Linked DNA regions of Homo sapiens: region 2 is linked to region 1. Evidence: read pairs that join two places in POLR2A ChIA-PET (ENCODE). Cell type or tissue: endothelial cell of umbilical vein. All regions are shown on one strand. Links, peaks and the distances in the headings refer to the core of each region. The heading gives the core; the rest is flanking DNA. Region 1 overlaps CCN2-AS1 (CCN2 antisense RNA 1). Region 2 holds the start of LINC01013 (long intergenic non-protein coding RNA 1013).

Region 1 (11,213 bases), core at 1,675-9,674:
AACACACGTCTCACTGGGCTAAAATCATGTGTCACCTGGGTTGTGTTCTTTTTCAGAGGGAGGTTCTAGGGGAGAACCCCTTTTTTATTTTTTAATCTTTTCTAGCTTCTACAGGCTGCCCACATTCCTTGATTTTATAACCTCTTCCTTTCTCTTCAAAGCCAGCAGAAGCAGGTGGAGTCTTTCTCACATCATATCACTCTGTCCTCTTCTGACTCTCTCTGGCACTTCTAAGGACCTTACTATTGCATTGAGCCCACCCAAATAATCCAGAGTAATGTTATTTTCAGATCAACTGATTAGCAACCTTAATCTCATCTGCAATGTTAACCCCCCTTTTCCATGTAAGGTAGTATATCCACAGATTCTAGGGATTAGAATGTGGACTGTGTGTGTGTGTGTGCGCGTGCATCTATGTGTGTGTGTGTGTGTATGTAAAGGGGAAGAGTGGTCACTACTCTGCCCACCATGCCATCCTTGACCAGCCAGCACTTGACCACCAGAAACTGATTGCAGATGCATAAGTGAGTCTAGCTCTGACCAGAACTCCTCAGCTGAGCCCAGCCCCAATTGCTGCTCTCTGAAGTGATGAATGAGATAAAGTTTGGTTAAGTACCTTAAATAAAGATAGGGTGGCATGACATGAAATAAAGGGAAAATGAATTCAGTCTTTGAAAAGGCCCCCAAAATGCAAACTGACTCTTTATGTAAAATATTACACGATCAAGTTTCTCAAACAATCCTGATAATCTGAGGCACTCCATTTTTATTAACTATTTTATTAATATTTTTTGCTCTTCTTAAAAAATGTAATGGTGATCTTGTTGGGACAAACTGTTTCTCTACTGAGTTATTTGCAGTATAGGAAATTACTGTGTAGACTTCCCCACCAACATTCTCGATTCTGCTGTGAGAAGACCTCTGTCAGCAAAAGTGGGGCTTAATCTTCAAGTCCTTGATCTTTGGAGTAATAATGACTTGTGGCCTGGGCTAAATTTTCATTAGGGAATAAACAATACTTTTAAACAACCTCTCAAGCTGTTCAATTATACTTTTAGTTCTCTCTTAAGCAGATTCAACATGTAATATATTACTTATAGTTTGCCTCCAGTGGCATAGATCACATAGTCAACTTTTGGAGGATTCAACATTTTGTTTATCTTCAGGGGAAGGCCGGGATATGCCTCACAATGCAAATTCTCTGTTTCAACTGTGAAACAGAAAGGAAGAAGAATTAAAGCAGCTTACTGTTAGACATAACATTTTAGCCTCCTGAGCAAAACCTCAGAGAAACCAGGACTCCTTAAAAAAAAGTTTCAAATGGAAAATATCAACCAAGCAGAATAATTTCTAATTGAGACACATGAAGTTTTTAACCTTGCAATGTTTTTACCTTGTGATGTTTCATCTATGATCCCAAGATTTCCATTTCAAGTATTTACTAGCGTAATATGAAAGAGCAGTGGGTCAGCATCATCAATTTGGTGGCAGAGTCTCATAAAACAGAGGCTATCTGCCTATTAATAGCCTCATGCTGTAAAAGGTCCCCCAGGGGTGTGTGTGTGTGTGTGTGTGTGTGTGTGTGTGTGCATGTGTGTAGTAAGGGGTTCTTCATTACCAGCAAAATTTATTGCTAAAGATCCTGAAACTGGTAATTAATAAACAAAGTTAATTATTTGGCAACCTAACAAGATTCACACATTCAAAACTGTTGGAAATTTAAGGCACCTGCTAATGGTTTCCAGTGTAACGGTAGATCAGGGAAATAGCTTTAAGAATAAATAAGTTGCATCACTGAAATTTCTTGTTTTGCTTTTTCCTTACAATTTTTTTTTAACTTTCTCATCATGAAGTTTCCTGTCTGAGAAAGATATAAAAGAATTTACTTTGTTTTTGTTTTTTCCCACAGAAAGCAGAATGGGTCTGGAGTGGCCTATGAAATCTGGCGATTCTTCTACATTGTACATTGCTTTCTTAATCATTCTTAATCATAAGAATTTTATATTTCTGTTGGGAATCATGTAACCAGATATTGACCTCAGGAGGATATCACAATATCTTTTGAATTGTGAGTTAGATAAGGGCTTCTTATTTTCTGACATGGCTGATTATATGTCCACTGGAAAACTGCAGTTCCCACTGCAACACTCGAAATGGCTTTGCTGTCCAGCAACAACTAAACCATAAAGTATTTCACTCAGCTATCTGGGGCACTGGGGAGCACTAAACAAAAGTGTGTTTGCAGTGCTGCTGCCAGGCTCTGCTTTTTGTTATTAACTGGAACAAGATTAAGCAATTTGCATGTCAGCATGTGTCTGTGACGTGTGTCCACAGATGCATGTGTGCATATCTGCACTCATAGACCAGTTGGAAAATGAAGTGAGAAGAGGCATATTTTCTTACCTATAATAAAAGGTTATTGTGCTTAGCTGGATTTTGTAAAGTGTTTTTATCTCATATATTTATACAATATTGATTCAATCAAATTAACCTAATAAGTGCAAATAATAGGTATGTCAAGACAAATAGAGAGATTAGAGGAAAAAACACATTTATTGAGCACCTACTATGTGTACACCTTCATCAGCATCATTGTCCTTAATACTGGCAACTATAGCTATCATATTTACAGCATATGGATAAGGAAACAGTTCAGGAAGATCAAACCACTTTATATGTCAGAGCTAGAATTCAGACTCAAGTGTGATTTCCATTCATGTGTCATGACCACGATACCATGATGCCTCTTCACCCAGAAGTTCATAGTCGAGCCCGCTGTGATGTTCATGAACATTTGCTGGCACTCTCATGACGATGATGTAAAAGATTTTACACACAATAGTCAGAAATGATGTAAGAAAAAAATGAAGTTTTAAAAAGTATCTTCATGGAATTCATAGTCACAGAAACATTTTCATAAAAGGAGGCTCTTAATTATATTTTTAAAACTCTATACCCTACCCACTTATTCCTTGTGATGTTTATCAGGACTGGACTAGATGAATATGGCAGAGATAAAGCTATCACTTAAGGTTCCTGCTTAAAAGGATTTTATTATTGTACTGGACACTAATGTATTTGACATTGTTTAATTTTTAAAATCTATTTCTTAAAAGAAAATAGTTTTAAAACAGCCTTTAAGGATAGGACTGTAAGTATTGTCATTTATAAAGTGTCATTTATTTTAAACATGTAAAATTATTGGCCCTCAGATACCTTATATTTAATCCTTTTAACAACTCTTCATAGTAAGCAGTAATTTTCAAGTTTTACAAATAAGAATCTCATGGACTGTAGAGGTTAAGCATAGGCACCAGTGTTTAAACCAGTCTTACTCTAAAATACAGACTGCTCCCCCTATACCACACATTGCTCCTCTGATTCCACACATTGTTTTCTCAAATCCTTGAATAAGGGTTATTATTGAGGCTATTAAGAATGATTGCCAACATTGACTTGAACTAGAAATGTCAGAATGAACAATAGAATGAAAAAATGACAGTTTTGTTTTTTACTTTTTTTTTTTTATTTTTAACCACTGGGTTAGAATAGCAGAAGGTAGAATTAAGAGAACAAAAAGTAATTTTCAGTGGTAATATGCTGACTGTATCAAGAGTAGCAGGAATGATACTATCAAGGAAGAAAAGAATAAATATTTCAGCAGACAATTAATCTATCTCAGGGCTAACAAATCTAAAACAAATATACCATCAATAATACTCTATTTCCATTTCCTGGCTGGAAAGAGCTACACGAGCATATAACTTTGAATTGTTTTGTAAGGCCAGGTGACCTGCAGCTGGCTCATGGTTAACTGCTGGAGCCTCACTGAAGATGTAAATACTGTTCCGCAGCTTTGTGATACATAGCTAAAGACCATAAATGTGTATGTAATGAGTCAGAGAGCAGCAGTTCATTACTTGGGGCCTTTGTCACATATGCATCATATGAATACTGAACGACAATGATTTGCATGGAAAATCAGTTTAATGACAGAGAAACAAATACATAGTGGTTGTGAGCTTTCAATTTTGTGTCTAAAAAACGGATTCTAATCTCTTTTGTGCCATTTATTGGCTGTGTCTCTTTTCCTATCAGTGGGATGTACATAAGGGTCTTGGGATGGGTTTATTGTATAAGCTAAATAAAAAGAGGTATGTAAAACATGTGGCATGGTGCCTAGAACAGAGTAAGGCATCAACTCGTATCTGCTATTAGTACTGATGTCAAAAGATGTGGCATGCTGTTGTCTGGCTCCTCTTAAAAGGAAATTAAAACCTAAATTTGTCTCATGTGAGTATTCATCTCATATGATTGACCCCATAAGGCCACTAGGAAAACCGAATGGGAAAAAAACCCAGCATCTCACTTGTAGCTCCAGAGGAATAGGATTTGGGTTTGGGCTGTTCTCTTTGGTCCCTTTTAATCTGACCAACCTGATGCTTCACCAGCATAAAACTACTTTCTCCCAAGGTTTTCATTTGCAGAAACAGGAAGACCCTTGAGACCAATAACTGGTTATTTATTTTTAAATGTTCTAAAATAAAAATAATAGTGTGAGGCTTTTGCTTGAGCTTTCTTTCTGAAATGACCCTTGACAGGAACTGGAAATAGTTCTTGTCAATGCAGCCATTATCTCTCTTGTGACCAAACGGGATGTGGGAGGTAGGGTGGAATTTCTGAGTTCTTTGTACATAGGAATAAAATGTCTGTCATTTAGTTAAAATAAATTATTGATTTTTAAATCAAATTAAAATATTGAGTCACACAAGCAGGTACTGTACTTGAATTTTCCCTTATTTGTAAGAACTGTTTTTCACTGCTTTATGAATAGTGGGGAAAAATAAGGGGATATAAATAACAAAAACATGTTTTGGGCTTCATGAAACCCAGAAGGCAATTATAGGACACTCTGAAGAAAAAGTTTAAATTACCATAATTTCCCAGGAAAATAAATGATCCACTTTCTTGCCTTATCAGGTAAGCAAGCTGACAAAATGCTTTAAAAACAACTTTGGGATACTTAGTTTCCCTTTCCACTGGAGGACTGTGCACAAAGCTCAAATTATGCTTTCCATACCCCAGTGCTTTCTCCTCTTCCTGGGAACAAGGGTGTTAAGTGTCCCCAGCATCACTCAGGGATTGGGCTTGAGAAAGTCTTAGGAGCAAGACAAATGATTGATTTTGCTGGAAGGGAAACAGAAAAAGCCGGGCATGAATTTAAGTGGAATAATGACAGATCGCTTTAGCGGATCAAATGATTGATTTTCTTCAGGGATTAAGAGATGATTCAATTTGGGATTACTGTATTATTGCTTCTAGATCTGCAAAATATACGTGTCCGTGGCCTGAGGGTAAAGAAAGTAAAATAATGGGTCGTATCACATACATTTCTTGTTTAAATTTCCTCCAAAGCTTTAATTATTTCAGGAATAAATACCTCCTCCTCAGTATGAGAATCTGGGGTTTTCTTGCTCTGGCCCCTACATACTTATCCTGTCTCTTTGGTGGTCTTTCTCTCCTTGCATGCTATATGACATCAGAAGCAGTGACATCACTGTACTACCCCAGAAATGGGCCTCTCTGCCTTTGAATCTCATACACCTTTTGTCCAGAACGCTTCCATCTCCCTTACTTCCCTTTATTTCCTAGGCTAACTGATAAATCATTATTTAAAACATTCTACTTAGCCCTGAATCTGGGTTGTATGTACTTTCTATGTGCTCTCAAAATATCTCTTTATTTTTCTCAATCATTACGTTTATCATAGTATATTGTAATCATGTCTTGACTTTGATTTAATTGGTGTTAGGTCAGGCACGGTCAGCGGTCTATTTAAAAAGCTCCCTGGTGATTCTGATTCACAGCCAGGATTATGACCCACTGAACTGGACTGATAGCTCCATGAAGATAGGACAGTTGACTGTCTAGTTCACAGTTATAAGCCCATTTTCTAGCTCAGTGCCAGAAACACAGCAAATGCTCAAGAAACATTTGATCTATACATCAAATGTCTTTGTATCTCCAGTGTTTGTACAATGTTAAGCACAATTGTTTGTTGAGGGAGTAAATGCATAAATATGTTAAATTCTACAAAGAACCCATACATTAGTAAATTATAGTCTTTGCTTTCACAAAGTTATAGTTGGATAGGAGTAAGGGAAATTGAAGAAACACCAAAAATTCTGATATTATCACTTGTACATATTAACAATGAAAACATTTTCAGTGGTTGTAATGATTTCTTACTGAGAATATGTCTCATGGTGAGGATTTTTCTTTCTTCTGAATGCAGACATTTCTTTCTTGTGAATGCAGACATTTTTGAAATAGTATGGCAAATGTTCAGTTGATCGAAGCTTTGAGCAAATTCTGTTTAAGTTCTTTGGCAAACTGCTTAAATCTTGTGAGGTCATTCCAGACCATTCGCCTTTCCCTGTTATGCACTGAGGCAGGAAATGTTTTCTCCTTTTTGAAATGAGCAATTCAAGGGGCTGGTAAAGAATGCACATGGTGCGACATGCTATCAGCTCCCGCCAGCTGTTTACCGTGGTCTTTTTCATTCTTAACAGGGACATCAAGTTCTTTTGGATACTAGTTATGGTTTTATACATAAGACAAAATAAACACTTCCTGTAGGGCTTTAGAGGGTAACTTCACTCAAGTCTTATCTTCCATTTTCTTCAACAAAAGAGGAAAAAGTAAGATTTGAGAGAGGATTGCTATTTATCAGGTTATGCTGTAGTCTGTTGGCACATTTTAAAAATTTCTTTTTGGATCCTGAAAGCAGTAAAACTCCTCACCTTAACTTTCCCCATCTCATATCACTTAATTTTTCATACTGTGAGTGATCATGGCCCCCACCCAAGGTCATCTGAGAACAATTGTACCTTAGTCATTGACATTCTTAAGATCTTGTTTAGAAGGGATTGTTTGGAGCCTTTGTAGTCTGACCTGAGTCATCCCAGACTGTGCCAGGGTGGCTAAAGAACTGAACTTTCCCCAAAGGAACTCTTGTTATTGCAGAGAATCTCCAGGATGAAACACACAGTTAGTGCTCAGTGCACATGCACTTTGTCTGGAATTTACTGTCTGAACAGGGACAGACCACGACCTTTTAATCAGGATAGGCTTAGACTGAATTTTTTGTGCAAAGTAAATTTCCTTCTCGTAGAGTTTACCAGAGAGGCCACCCTGTAGAAAGGTATGATGGCTTAGTGGGAAGGCTATGAGCTTTGGAGTCAGAGAGACTTAAGTTTAAATCCCATTTCCGCCACGTATTTCGTGAATTGGGTAAGACACTTCTTTGAAACTCAGGTTTCTCATGTATAAAATATAATAACTCACTCATGGTGTTGCCATGAAGATCAAAAGAGTTAAGACAGACTATGTCCTTGCCTCTGGATAGCACTGAAAAGGTCCACTTTCTTTTTTGCTTCCTTTGCTTGAAAACTTGTTAATGAATTTCACTGGCTAATCTATAGAAATATTTCTTATCTAAAAGAAATATGTCACTGATTTTGGCAAATACACATTTTATTTAGAAATATTAGTTAAAACTATGCTATGTGCTGTAAAAAAAGAAACAGAGTGCCTTCCTACTATTCAGATGTTGTAATTAAAACTTATATAGCAAAATATGTACAGAGCAACAAACATTTCAATAAGGGAGAGCGGAAGAACATAATGGAAAAGGCACTGAATCTGAAGGCCCGACCCTAACCTCAACTCTAGCTGCGGGATGGAAGGCTCACTTATAAAATAAGAATAATATCTAACTTAATAGTGTTGTTCAGAAAAATGAAAGGGTGGAATGTTTGTAGATCTGCCTGGAAAATGTAATAGCACAATACTCACATTTAATTATTAAGAATAGGTTGTATTTCTTCTCCTACTTAACAAAAAACAAAATATTTTAAGAGTGAGGAATGGTATACAGTTGGAGAAAGGGCATTTTTTTCATAAGCCAGGGAGGAAGATGGTGGGTTTAGTTGCAGCATGCTAACTGAGAGCAATTTTGCATTTTCTCAGCTGCCCCTTGGAAGCCCGTCTAGACTTCACGTAGACAGTCCAGGTATTTGCTGAGTGGAGTGATTAGGTGGGGCTGGGATATAGACCTGTCTGGAAATAAGTAATCTTCCCTAAACCTGTGTGGCTGTGGCACGCTTGTGAAAAGGACTGTGGTGTATAAAACTACGGATGGTAAGACTGAGAACTTAAAACAAAGTAGAAGTTTGTAGGAACAGCAATAAAAATGGTGTGTATGTTCATTCACTTAAATATCACAATTCGTATAAGGTCGTGAAGGCATCTGCTACTAAGGCAAACTAAATTTACTGGTATTAAAAAGTTGCTCCAATAGGTAATCTTTTCCTGACCGTCCTTCTTAATTGTTCTAGAAGTCTTCTGAAATAGATTCTTCCATGTGTTGCACAAAAGTTTTGCAAACTCATTTTAAAGATTTTAGATCTTACTGAGTTGGGATTCAACAATTTTTGCCCTTGTCATTTTTTCATTTCCTGAAGTATTGGCAAAATCTTTGTGTAGCCATTCTGTATGGTTCTGGTCTTTATCCCACATCTGAGTAGGTAGAGCCTAAGCAGGTCTCCCTTTTACACTAAATGCTCCTGCTCCTTGGAGAGCAGCAGAAGGAGCAGTAATGGCCTTTGGGCTCTTGTTTAAAAGGACTGAATTATAGAAACTATAGATCATACTACAGTAAGACTTTAAATTGCTAAAAATATATGTTCTTATCATGTAATTCGAAGCCCACATACAATGAGTCACTCATCTGGATTACACCTTGTGAGTGGGTATGGTATGTTACTATGAATGGACAAAACATGAGCTCATCTTTAGCAAGCTTTCACCTGAAGTTCTTTTTATCAAATTAACAAACAAGTTGCCCATGAGGCAGCGGTTTAGAGTTCAGTGAGTGTAGAGAGGATGCAGGGAAGGTTTGGGGAAGTGGACTTCTGGCTGGATATGATGATCTTCAAGGGGTACCCAGTGAGAGACCCTTGTGGTGGTGTGATTATGGTGAAGGGTTGACTGGAGAAAGGAGACACAGACAAAAAAATGGCAGAAGACCACGATTTTGACCACTGTTTTTTTTTTTGTTTTTTGTTTTTGTTTTTTGCCTAGAACTGATCTTATTTAGAAATAAGGCTTCAATCTTGCTGCTTTTGCTGAGGTGAAGTGTTTAATAGAAAATAGTAGACAGAGTCTACTTAATTATTGTGGCAACAGCTGGCCATCTTCCTTATACCATCCATCCTTCCTTATGGTGACCCATATGTCAGTATGGGTCTTCCACATATCTGAGCAAAAGACTAATAGATGGTGTAGCCCAGATCTTTTTATGTAGACCCTTCAGTTAGTGTATTCTTACCCCTGTAGAGTTTCTGTGTTTCTTGGTCAAATTCATTCTTTGCTTAAAAACAAAGCACAACACACTAGATGAGAGATGAGAACAAAGGTGCATGGAGTTTTGAGATGGGAAAATGACTACCACTTGGTTTTGGCAAGTGGGAGGCAGAGATGAAATAAATTGCTGTAGTGTGGGGTGCTGGGATTGCAAAGATGGAAGACGACTGATTGGTGGTAGCTGCTGTCATGTGGAATATTTCTTTCTAAATTTAGAGGGGAAATTGGGCTAGATCATCATATTTAATTAGAATCTTTTAAGTGTTATTTATACATGCTATTTATAGATGACCTAGAAAAGAATGATGAAAAAATTAATTTAAAAATCACTTAATATTCCTGTTCAAATCATTGTTCTTTTATCTTAAACCTCTTTTTCTTTGTGAAGACTATTCTTTTCTACATTAGCTAATCCTACTGTAGAAGTATTTTACTGGATATTTTTCTCTATCCTTATAATATTCAATTTCATATTAATATTATAATCTAAATTTATAAATACATTACATATTTTTAAAGAGCAGAATCATAGAATAAAAAAACACCATATTTGAACAAAGATTTGTAAATTTTTTTTTTTTTTTATGGAGTCTTGCTCTATCGCCAGGCTGGAGTGCGGTGGCACGATCTCGGCTCACTGCAACCTCCGCCTCCCGGGTTCAAGCGGTTGTCCTGCCTCAGCCTCCCGACTAGCTGGTATTACAGGCACACACCACCACGCCGAGCTAACTATTGAATTTTTAGTAGAGACAGGGTTTCACCATGTTGGCCAGGATGGTCTCGATCTCTCAACCTCATGATCCGCCCGCCTCGGCCTCCCAAAGTGCTGGGATTACAGGTGTGAGCCACCATGCCTGGCTTGAGCTTTTGTTTGTCAAATTCTATATTCATAATTGGAAAAGAAACATTTGTCAGACCAAATTAAAACCCATTAAATTAAAAAAAAAACAACCCAATTACATTTTCAAATTTCAGCAACTCATCTCTGAGCTGCTCTCTCTAGGTCTCTTCTGTGAGGCATCAGGGCCCCAGAGAGATGTTTGTTCACTCCCAGGGCTACCGTGGTGGCTGCTCAGTAACGATGTAGCTGTTTCTACAGTTAGATGATTTAGAACACATGTAGAATTTCCTGTTTCAGACTCATAATGGATTTCCTTCTTTCTTTTATGTGCAGCCTTGGTTACAAACTGGGATAAAAACAGTTTACGTAAACACAGAAGCAAGTAAGACTGGAAGGTGGTATTTTTATAATGCTTTTCCAAGAAAACTATATTGAGTGGAACATGAGGTTTAAAACGTTATTTCAGCATCAGTGAAATCTCATTACAGACTTCAGAAGAGATCCAAAGACCAATCTTGTTTAGCTTGCACTTGATGATCCCTCATGGTGGCCCTTCCTAACACAGTTTGAAATCACACATCTTTAGTCCTGTAGGTTATCTGATCCAAAGTATATATGCATTGTATTCTTTGTGAGTAATGTGTGTAAATGTAAATGGACCCTAGAATGATTTGTGCGTGCTACCAGGCATGATTCTGGGTGCTTAAGGAAATGCATCTATACAATGCCTGTCACCAAGACGAAGGCCCTCAACATTTTGTTGTCATTTAATTAATGCAGACTGATTTTAATTCAGTCCAGGGATATTTCAATCACAACATAAGTAGAAGGTAAAACTGAGGTCTAAATACTCATGTATTAATTTCAGTGTTGAATAGAGAAAGAGCCATATCTTTGCCTCTTAAGTGTTTACAGTTCTCAAAGCATTCAGAACTTTGAATGCTCG
Region 2 (11,213 bases), core at 1,239-9,238, 70 kb after region 1:
AAACAAAATGTCACATCCAGTGACATTTTGAAAATAAAACTTTGGCTCATAAATTTTAGAGCCAAGCATAGGATGCTGACAAGGGCCCTACCCAGCCAATGGACAGCAGCTTGGTGACTTCTGATCTCATTTTTACTTAGAAAAATTTCTCTAAAATCAATTTAGAGAGTTATGATCAGCACTAAAAAATAAATAAAATATAAGCAAAGGGAAAATATCCCAGTGAATTACCCTTCATAAGGATGAGGATTGCTTTGGGAAATGTTTTAGTATATGTGCACTGTGTCATAACCAGCATTTTGAAAACCATTGTGCAGCAGTGTAAGGACTCCATAGATGCTTGGTTTGGGGTCATTTAAATTGTCAAAGGAAGAGTGGAGGTAAAGATTTGTAAAGGAGCCTCTCTGTAAAATCATGAGGGTCCTTTTGTGGCTCCTGATCTTTGATCCATCAGTCTCAGAATGAGGTGTAAGCAAGCCATTAGGTTGCTGCATGAGTCTGGTTGGGCACCTCCTTCCCTCATTTTGAACAGTGAGATTAAGCCACAAACTCTCTGAGGAGGTTCAAATGCTGATGTAAGTCTCAGAGTGAACACAACCTATAAACACTACTATAAGTTTCAATCATGTAAATGGGAAGTTAATTATGATTGTCATAAACTGCTAGGTTCAACAACCTTCAATTTATTTTTTTAAATGTTAATGGAGTGCTTCCCCTGTGCCAGGATTGTGTAGCCTGAAAATACAGAGTTGAATGAGGTACAGGTTACAACTTAGAAGAGCTTATGATCTAATACAGGAGTTGGCAAACTACAGCCTGTGGGCCAAATCTGGCCTACAATCTGTTTGCATAAATAAAGTTTTATTGGAATTCAGCCAGGCCCATTGGTGTATGGATTGTCTATGGTTGATTTTGCACAGTCACGCACAGTTGCAACAGAGACCATATGGTCCACAAAGCCTAAATATTTACTGCTTGAACCCTTACAAAAAAAGTTTGCCAATCTTATCTAATGTTGTTTAAAATACATTTTTTTCTGTGAGATTTTCATATGCAAAAGTGACAACTATATCAAGAGCAATGGAATATTTTCCTTACTTTCATGACTGAACAACATAGATCACTAGTCTGATGGAGCAGCTTTAAGAAGATTCAAGAAGTGGCTCCAAAGAAAAACACTGTGATATTAATGAAATATTTCATGTTTTTCTGCCTTACACATACATAATTACCCTGACTGGAGTATGGAGGTCTGACTGCAAAGTTCCAATATTATCACACAAAAAAATTATAGGGCTAGCTAAATCAGCTGAATATTAGATCAGAGATCACCAAGGAGCTACTCATTGGCTGAGTGTGGCCCGTTGCCATCATACACTTGTCCTCAAATCTTGACTCTAAAATTTTTGAGACAAAATATTTGAAATTAACTCAATTTCACGTTAAAATAGAGTTTCCCATTTCTCTTGAAAAATCACAATTGAACAGCAGTAGGCCTCCATTTCTGCTTGAAGGTGACCCACTGGAGAAGCAGTTTCCACATTAGGACCAATGGGGTGTCCATGCTCCAGATTACTCCTATTTCTACCATTCCCCAAAGTGTTCTTGACTCAACATTAAGCATTGCTGGCCATTTAAAACATGCATAGGTTGTTATTTTCCTCAGTAAAGAACTTTCTCAGTAAGCGTTCTCTTTTAAAAGTAGGATAAATAAAGATGAAACAAGAAGATTATGTTTAAAAAATGAATTTTCTGGCCAGGTGCGGTGGCTCATGCCTGTAATCTCAGCTCTTTGGGAAGCCAAGGCGGGTGGATCACGAGGTCAGGAGTTCGAGACCAGCCTGGCCAAGATGGTGAAACCCCGTCTCTACTAAAAAGACAAAAATTAACCGGGCGTAGTGGTGGACACCTGTAATCCCAGATACTCAGGAGGCTGAGGCAGAGAATTTCTTGAACCCAGGAGGCAGAGGTTGCAGTGAGCTGAGATCACACCACTGCACTCCAGCCTGGGTGACAGAGTGAGACTATGTTTCAAAAAAAAAAAAAGAATTTTCTTACATTCAGCAGGCCCTTGGTATCAGCAGGGTGGGGATAAGGGTGAGGTTTGAGGAAGGGATTGGTTCTAAGACACAGATTGTTCAAGTTCCTTGTATAAATGTAGTATTTGCATGTAAGGTACACGCATCCTCCCTATATTTTAAATCGCCTCTAGATTACTTATAATACCTAATACAATGTAAATGGCATGTAAATGGCTATCTTATTTTTTTAATTGTATTATTTTTTATTGTTGTATTATTGTTTTCAAAAATATTTTCAATGCAAGGTTAATTGAATCTGCTAGTGTGGAACTGCGGATATGGAGAACTGACTGTATTTAATATGCAAGCAAAGAGTATGCAATCTGCAGCTATTTTGCTCACTTATGTTCTTTCCTAGACCATGTAGATACGATAGTTTGAGATTAGTGTCTTAGACCCATAAAGAAAAGCATCTGGACAAATATTTGGATTTATTTTAGTGGTTGAAACACACGATTGAAGAAGCTTGGAGACCACAGTCTTGGTAACCCAGAGGGGATCTGGGAGCTCATCACATCCAAACCTTCATTTTAGCAATAAAGCATCTGAAGCTTCCCCCACATCCTAGGAGAAATGATCTGGTCAAAAGCACAGTGTGTCAGCAGCCAAGGCCAACTCTCTAATTCCCACTCCAGGGGTGTTGAGAAAATGAGACCAATAGAGTGATAAAGAATTCCCCTGAAATAGCTGGGCAACTTGTAGGAACCTGTCAAACTTCTTCCTCCAGCGTAGCACAAATTTTAATTGGTGGTACCTAGAACAGTTTCCATTTTTGTGAAAAATGGCATCTGATCAATTTCCTCACTTCCAGTAGAGGCCGCCTGCTGTGGCTGCATTTCTACTGGCCAGTTCTCATTGGCCAGCATCTGCCTTCTTTTCCTGTGGAAATAGAACTTACGGGCAGGAGAAAGGACATATTTGGTAATGTTACGCTCCTCAGCTTCCTGCTCCGGCTGTCTCAGCTGCAAAATGTCAAGGGAAAAAATATCCCTCCAACTTGGAAGGAATTCCAGACAGACCCTGATGCCTGCAAATTTGTCAGAGGGAGCCAAGTCCAGAAAAGCAGAACATGAAGAAGGTTCATTATTTGACTTCAAGAGACATTCAAATAATCAGACACTCTGGTATTTATGATTTTCCCCATTTCAGATGGTCTGTAGTTCACAACATTCCCCTCCCTTTACCGCTGATTCTGAGCTTCCTTTTACGTTAAACCTCAACAGTTATAAAAAGACTCTCACATTACTTGTAAGCCACAGGCACTACTAGGAGACACTGTGTTCACACAGGGCTGTTTAGGGCTGGGGAAGGGCAGCTCTTTTTGATTATTAGTCTGGGGAGGCCAGGCCAGGAAGTCAGGCTCACTTCACCCTGACCACGCCACCGGAGTCCTCATGTAGCTCCCAAGTCTGTGCCAACGCTTCCTGCCACTCACAGCACCAAATGCGATGATCTTTACTAAAAAGCACTTATTTCCGTTGGCTTTCTTATTCATTTAGGCTTTTCTTTTCCTGGGGGGCAGTGGCGGGTGGAATAGCCAGTTTATCCTGACTTCCACATTGTGAATATTCCACCAGGACTGTTTATAAAGTTGAGTTTGGGGGGATCTTCATCTTTCTCCTGGCATTCAATGCATTTTCTGTCTCCTTTAGAACTGTTGCCACATGCTGGCAAAAAGATAAGGAAACTGAATTTGTAATCCAAACCTCGTTAAATTGCTGCACACACATTTTCCCTTCTACTTCTTGCTGTCTGTTTCTAAATGCCATGCTATCTGTTTGTACTCAGTCACCTGAAATCCTTATTTGGGTTCTCCAACAGGCACGAAGGCATCCAAATATCAATTTTAGTAATGGGTGGAAATGCCCACATGAGGAGTGGGATGTTCAGTCTTAACATGTGGTCTCTATGAATAAGGGTCTTCATTTTTTCTTTTCCTAAACGGTCCAGCTCCTCTACGCTGGTTTTGCTCCTCAACAGTCCAAGGTTTGTGCTACTTCCATGGTGATCATCTGTTAGGTCATAAACATTAGATTGTGGCATCACTGAATGAGTCAGTTGGGAGGAAGCTGGGCTGGAAATACAGCTGAGAGCCTCTGTTGACAGATGGATGCCTTCTTAATCACAGCCTGTGTGGGTAAAGGGAAAGCCTTGCCTGGCCAACCCCTCCCACTCCCACCCCCACCTCCTGCATTGATTCACAAACCTGGACTGCTCTGGAGGAGGCTGGGAAAGTCCATCCCCAGGGAATACCACTTTTTTCCTCTTCTGTGCCTCTCACAGGACACCCACATGACTAGGAGGAGGCAGAAAGTGAATAGGGAGCTCTTATTACTTTTTGAGTGTCAGCAAGGTAAACCTGCTTTCATTTGCTTTTCCAAATCCTAAACGTTTCCCTCTTAAACTGTTGATATTGTTAGCATTGTTCGTTTCTCAGTGTGTGTCCATCTGCCTTGTCTGTAAAATGGGCATAATAAGAGCTCACCTTTCAGAAAGCAGTGGGTAGGGCTAGATGGTATAATTATGTTCCCTTTCATCAGTTTTCCCTATCTCTACTAAGCACCAGGTGCTATTGGAAAAATTACCTTTTTATCAGATTTTTAAAATACAGTTGCCTGAGCACATATTTAATTTTAGAAGAAATAGTTTAATAGTTCTAAATGTGGGGTTTCAGAGAGCCCTATGTCAAGAGCCGCTGTACACTAGGTTGCTAGGAGACTGGACAGCCAAAGAAACAATGCCCTTTCCTGTGACCACTATCAAGAACTGCTCAGGATTCCTGCCAGCCTGTTAGCCTTTATCGTTCAGTCATTTTAGACCTCAAAAAGAACATTCCATCAAGGGATCAGGTTCTATCATCTCACTGGAATGCAATGTAAGACCCCAGAAACTCTAGTACAAACAAATTTACTATGGCTCAGATTAATAATAGATAGCACTTGAATGTGTGCCCCAGTTGTGCTCCCTCTCTGCTAAGGATAGGACAAATGAAAATAAATTGCAAATTCAGCAGGGAGATTCAGACCAAACATAAGGAAGAACTTCTGCCATTAAGGACATAGAAGTTGTGAAGTTTGCCCCTTGGGAAGAGTTGTTTAGATTAGCCTGAAAGAGCGTATTTGAAGGATGAAGATGCAGCCCTCACTGGCAATGGAGGACAAGGTGATATGATTTCCTAGGTTTTCTTCAAGACCCAAGATTCTCCTAGTTGTGGAAAAGTGACTCTGTGCATTACTCACCACTATTAAGATTGTTATTCATGATCAGGCCTGAGTGAAAGCCCGGCTACTCTTACATAACAAAGGCAGATTCTCAGTGTTGGAAGATAACTGAGGAGCCATTCATTTCATCCCTCTTCTTTCACCAGTGAAAAATCGGAGACACAAAGCATTCATTGCCACATGGCCAGCAGAAGAGCTGGGCCTAGGACCAGGACCCCTCAGGCTCTCTGTGCTGTGTGCTGTACTACACCATATTTTCACTAATAATATAGGTCTATTTAAAACATAGCTTCATCTCTGGACCACTGCAGATTTTACATTCTAAAAATGCTTTTATAAGAATTCTGTTTATGACATGAGCAGCACTGAAGCAGAAATCTGAGGAACTCTGGGGATTGGTGTGGCTAAAGATCACAATTTACAAGAATAGTTTAGGCAAAGCACAAAAGAGGAAATGTTATTTATATGAGCTCATTTCTACTCACCAAAACATTTAAAAATTAAACTCAAGACCCAACAACTTTTTCCTTTTCTTAGCCCAACATGAGAGGCTTACACATGTACCCCTTTTCCCCAAACTTGTGAACTTGTCTGATATGTAGTCTCAAGTTTATAAGCTTCCCTTAGAAAAAGTTCTATTTCATTTCTACAAATCATACTTCTCTCATTTTATAATCCTTGAAATGGATAGTGCTGCCTCATCTTAGATGAGGCATTCAACAGTTTTAATTTCTAAGTTATAAATTATTATTTCTTCTTCTTTTTTAAACGTCTTAGAGACAAATCTGTCTATTTCACATAGGAAGCCAGTTGAGTTGTTCCTCACGCTTTCCCCACGAAGCTGCATCTGAAGGACTTCCTCACCCCCCCGCTGTGATCACAAGTTATGCCTCACAGATTCATTTCCTTATGAATGACTTCAGGAAGCCAGCATTTTTAATAAATAGGAAGTAAATTATATTTAATGACTAAATTCTCACCTAAAGTTGATACTAATATTACAATAACTCTCTTGTGCCCTATTTTGGTGTTTTAAACTTCTTTGCTGTACATTTAAGAAAATCAGAATTTCAGTAGACTCCTCGTGCAGTCTGAGGAGGCAGTTTCCTATCTGGTTTGACTTAAGGGGCTGCAGAAGACATTCTTATCCCACATATTTCTTCTGCTGATCAGTCAGCAACTGAAATTCCAACTAATGGATTCCATTCTTCCAGTTAAGACATCATCTCCAGAAAACTGTGCTAGTTGGCATCCAGCAGTGCCCAAGTATTATTTAACCCACTAGAACCTGTGACTGCATCAGCTTTATATCCTGGACCTCAGCCTGGAACAAAGGAGAGCTACACTTGGATACTAAACACAAGTGGTCTGGATAGATTATGCTGGGAAAAGAAGCCTGGAGCAGGCAGTACAGTGGGAGAACAAGGTAAGAATCAGGTAAAAGTTGCTATCACTGAATCACAGCTTTCTCTTTACTTGTTTTGGGGGACTGTATTTATATTACTTGTCTCTCAAGCATCCTTAATATATTTATTTACTTTCTCAAAAGTCTTTACTGTCATTAATCTATTTGGATTTTCAAACTGAGTCAGAAGCATACATTATGATATCATTAACTTGAGGATATGCTGGAACCAAAATGTCCTTCTAGAATAAATGTGTATTGGAGTAAGTAAAAAACTTAAGGGGAAAAACAGGAGAGCTACTACTCAACTTTTATGGTGGTTTACATGTGTTAGGTGAGGCAAAAAAGAGGTAGAACATAAAAGAAAAGGAAATTTAGGTCATTTTTTAGGCTAAGAAAAATCAAGTTGGGGGAATTCAAGGACTGGAAACACCAGTACAAAGCTAAAGATACACTTTAATTCCAGAGATGGTGTCTTAGAAAATATAGTAGTCATTATAGAGACAGGCTGTTGAGTGATGACAATGCTAGGGCCATAGGAATGTTCCTGAAGAAATCAACATCCTTTATCTTACTATCGTTGGAGAGGTAGACTCTGATTGTATGGCACTTTTTTTTGATACTACTAGAAAATTATGCAAGACATCTCACAGAACAGAATCAGACTTGCAGCCCATGATAAAACAGAAGACTGTCTGTAACATCAAAGAAATACAGAAGATTTTATGGCTTGCTGTTTGTTTACCTATAAGGGAAATGCCCGAATGCCTAAAGTATATATTACATGTAGTTTGGCTGCACTTGAGGAAAAACTTGGATTTCTAACTTTTATCAAACAAAGAACGCATTGTCCCTGGTCCATATTGATTGGTGAAACACAGAAATTTTCCATTTATTATTCACTTTATTATTGCATTTATTTATTTTTGCCTACCATTTCTTTTTAAATTTCATTACACCTGTTTTCATGCATGCAGTGAAATCACTCCTTATACTTGGGGGAAAATGACAAGAAACGACAGCCACGGAATCTTCCTCTGGATATGAGAACAAAAATAGCTGTCAGAATAAATAGTGGCCACACCCATGTCACTTCTTCATGAGGTGACTTGGTGACTTCACAAGATAGGCCCCACCCCACCCATATGAAATGAGCACCATCTGGGCTGACCTCCTCTTTCGGGGTCTGTAATTACTGTACAAAGATGCAGGTGCGTCTATGAAAGCGAACTTTGTCGAGATCTCAGTGACACACTCTGCTTTTCCAAATTGCCTCAATTGGCAGTGAATATTAGAAAGAGTCATGGAATGTCTCTGGAAAGATACATAGGAGAACTAGTGACATTGGATCCTTGTGGGTAGGGAGACACTGTGTAAGTGCATCAAAGAGGCTGACTTTTCACTGTGCACACTCCTTCAGACCACTGGAAATTCGGAATTGTATACGGTGTGCATGTATTACCTCCTTAAAACTAGCTAGCTACCTATCTACCTACCTACCTACCCACCCACCTACCTTCCTACCTGGCTAATTCATTAGCTAAGTAAATTAATAAGGTGTTAAAAAAAAAGAAAAGCCAAATAACTGGAAACACTGAGATCTTCCTCTGTTGCTATTTAGCTAACTGTTCAATTTAACTCTTAAATAAGTTATTTCCTCCGAGTTTTTTTTTCTTTTCTTCCACAGAAACTCTGCACCTAAGCAACACTGGTTTCCTTGTTCTTCCCCAAACATGCCAGGCACATCCCAGCCTCAGCTTCTTTGCAAAAACAATTTCCAATGCCTGGAAAAATCTTGTTTTTGTTATCTCCATGGCTCGCATTTTGCTTAGTTTAAGTCTTGACTCAAATATCACTTTCTCAATAAGGCCTACCTTGACTGTCCTATTTAAAATTGCAAACTTAACACCCCAGAATTCCTCATATCCATTTTATCTTTCATAGTAATGATCTTCTTCTTTTTTTTTTTTTTTTTGAGATGGAGTTTTGCTCTTGTCGCCCAGTCTGGAGTGCAATGGCATGATCTTGGTTCACCGCAATCTCTGCCCCCAGGTTCAAGGGATTCTCCTGCCTCAGCCACCTGAGTAGTTGGGATTACAGGCATGTGCCACCATGCCTGGGTAATTTTGTATTTTTAGGTGAGATGGGGTTTCTCCATGTTGGTCAGGCTGGTCTCAAACTCCTGACCTCAGGTGATCCACCCGCCTCGGCCTCCCAAAGTGCTGGGATTACAGGCAAGCCACTGCACCCAGCCATAATGATCTTCTTTTTAAAGTACTATATAAGCATCTTAGTACTTAACATCTTTATTGTCTATATCAAACTCTAAAACCAAGCTCCATGAAGGCAAGGATTTGTCTTCAAATCTTTTGCTCTCTGTTACTTCCCCCAGCATCTAAGTACTGCTTAGCACTTACAGCTTTTCAAGAAATAATTGCTGAGTAAATAAAAGAACTAATGAGTTTTGCTTTCTAAATTTTTTATTCTTGATTGAATATTATTAAATGATTTGAGACTGACACATCTAGTTTTTAATTTGATGATTATTGTTAAGTTTTACAAAAACAGACTTCAATGTATATTTTGAAAATGAATTCAAGAATAGCATTTTCTACAAATGGCCAAGAGACATATGAAAAGATGTTCAACATCACTAGTCATCAGAGAAATGCAAATGAAAACCACAATGAATCTCACACCCATTAGAATGGCTGTTATCCAAAAAGCAAAAGATAAAAAGTGTTGGCGAGGATCTGGAGAGAAGAGAACTCTTGTACACTGTTAGGGGGCATGTAAATGGGTGCAGCTGCTTCGGCCGCTATGCAAAACAGCATGGAGGCTCCTCAATAAATTAAAAATAGAACTATCATATGATTCAGCAATCCCACTTCTGTTATTGATCCAAAAGAATTGAAAGCAAGATCTCTAAAAGGTAATTGAACTCTCACGTTCACTGTGGCATTATTCACAATAGCCAAGACATGTAATCAATCTAAATGTCCATCGACTGATGAATGGATAAAGAAATGTGATATATATATACAATGGAATATTATTTAACCTTAGAAAAGAAGTAATACTGCCTTTGGTGACAACATGGATGAACCTGGAAGACATCATGCTAGTGAAACAAGCCAGGCACAGAAAGACAAATATTGTATGATTTAAGTTATATGTGGAATCTAAAATAGTCAAACTCATAGTAATAGAGAATAGAATGATGGTTACCGGGAGTTGGAGGGGGTGGTGAGAGAAATGGGAAGTTATTGCTCCAAGTGCACAAAGTTTCTGTTATATACAATGAACAAGCCCTGGAGATCTACTGTATAGTGTAGTGTCTATAGTTACAAGTACTGTATTATATACTTAAAAATTTGGTAAGAGGATAGATCTTATGTTAAGTGTTCTTATCACAAATAATAAAGAGGGTGAGAGAAAACTTTCGGAGACAATGGATAAGTTTATTGCATAGATTGTGGTGATGATTTCACAGATGTGTACTTATCTCCAAACTAAAGTTGTATACATTCAATATGTGCTGTTATTTTTTGTCAGTTATACCTTTAAAAAGTGGGGTTTTTAAGTGACCTTCTCTAGTTGTGAAGTACACCTTCTTCCACTTGACAACTTGTCTGCCAAGCCCATATCCTAATCTTTGTTAACAGATCCTTTACATCTAGATTATTGTTATTAAGATATCATTTTCTGTTGATCAATTTTTTACTTTGGAGGATATCTTTAAGATAATCATTCTCTTTTGAGCAAATGTATCATCATTGTTTGAATGTATCCCTGTTTACAAGCTTTCAACACTCATCACCTGAAACAGGTTTCATTTCATCAACTAGAGTAGTCAACTAGAGACTTCAAACAGGAGGAGACTTAAACATAGGGAATTAGGCACCAAAAAAGTCCATTTGAGGAGTGAGGGCCAGACAAAGCCACTGTAACCTTTGAGGAATTCAGGAAGTTGCAAGAATCATAAGAAACTACCCTATGACTCTTGATCTCAGCCACAGCTGTGGCACTGGGGCAGGTTTTCAGCAAATTTCCCAGAAGCTGCTGTAAAATCCCGTATCTGTTGTCTGTTCCATTCCCCACATTGCCCACTACTGCTAAAAAGGAAATGACAGCTTCTGCTTCTCCCCTTTCTGTAGAATTCATCTTTCCCAACGTGCTCTAAATTATAAACGAGCAAAGGATTTCCATTTTCAAACCCCACAGGTTCCTCCATGTACAGATTTCCATAAGCCTCAAACCTGAAAGAAATAGAAAGCAAATTGAATTCCTCCTCAAAAGTCTACCAGTTTGTTTTGGTGGTCACTGCTACTAAGTTCTACTGATGTGCACATTCTGTAGGTAAACCCCAGAGATGAGCACATCATGTTCATGTCTCTCTTCCTTGATGACCATGGCATGCTCATCCAGATTGTCTATTTCTACTCCCAACACAGTAAATATCATGGGAGGCAATCCTTAAGTTACAGAACATAATTCACATAATAT

The links. Peaks named below come from ENCODE experiments on the same cell type or tissue, not always from the same donor. Only the 100,000 strongest peaks of a DNase experiment are listed, where the experiment ranks them.
Region 2: POLR2A ChIA-PET joins it to region 1 with 23 read pairs; 3 of 35 experiments call an interaction of 5 or more read pairs at or near these places.

Annotation. Positions count from the first base shown.
Region 1 is chr6:132,056,943-132,068,155 of GRCh38, forward strand. The region is part of intron 2 of CCN2-AS1 (CCN2 antisense RNA 1); the gene reads left to right. Among named protein-coding and RNA genes, the nearest start is that of MIR548AJ1, 53 kb to the right of the region's middle. In endothelial cell of umbilical vein, for the core only: no CTCF peak of the experiment used is centred there; DNase peaks (open chromatin) are centred at 3,829, 5,909, 6,509 and 6,969; H3K27ac peaks cover 6,918 bases.
Region 2 is chr6:132,127,756-132,138,968 of GRCh38, forward strand. LINC01013 (long intergenic non-protein coding RNA 1013) reads left to right here and starts at 4,817. Exons shown (of 6, transcript NR_187602.1): 1 at 4,817-4,956; 2 at 6,517-6,728. RefSeq lists enhancers at 4,182-5,381, 5,150-5,651. In endothelial cell of umbilical vein, for the core only: no CTCF peak of the experiment used is centred there; DNase peaks (open chromatin) are centred at 4,116, 4,866, 5,296, 6,186 and 2 weaker places; H3K4me3 peaks cover 2,804 bases; H3K27ac peaks cover 6,110 bases.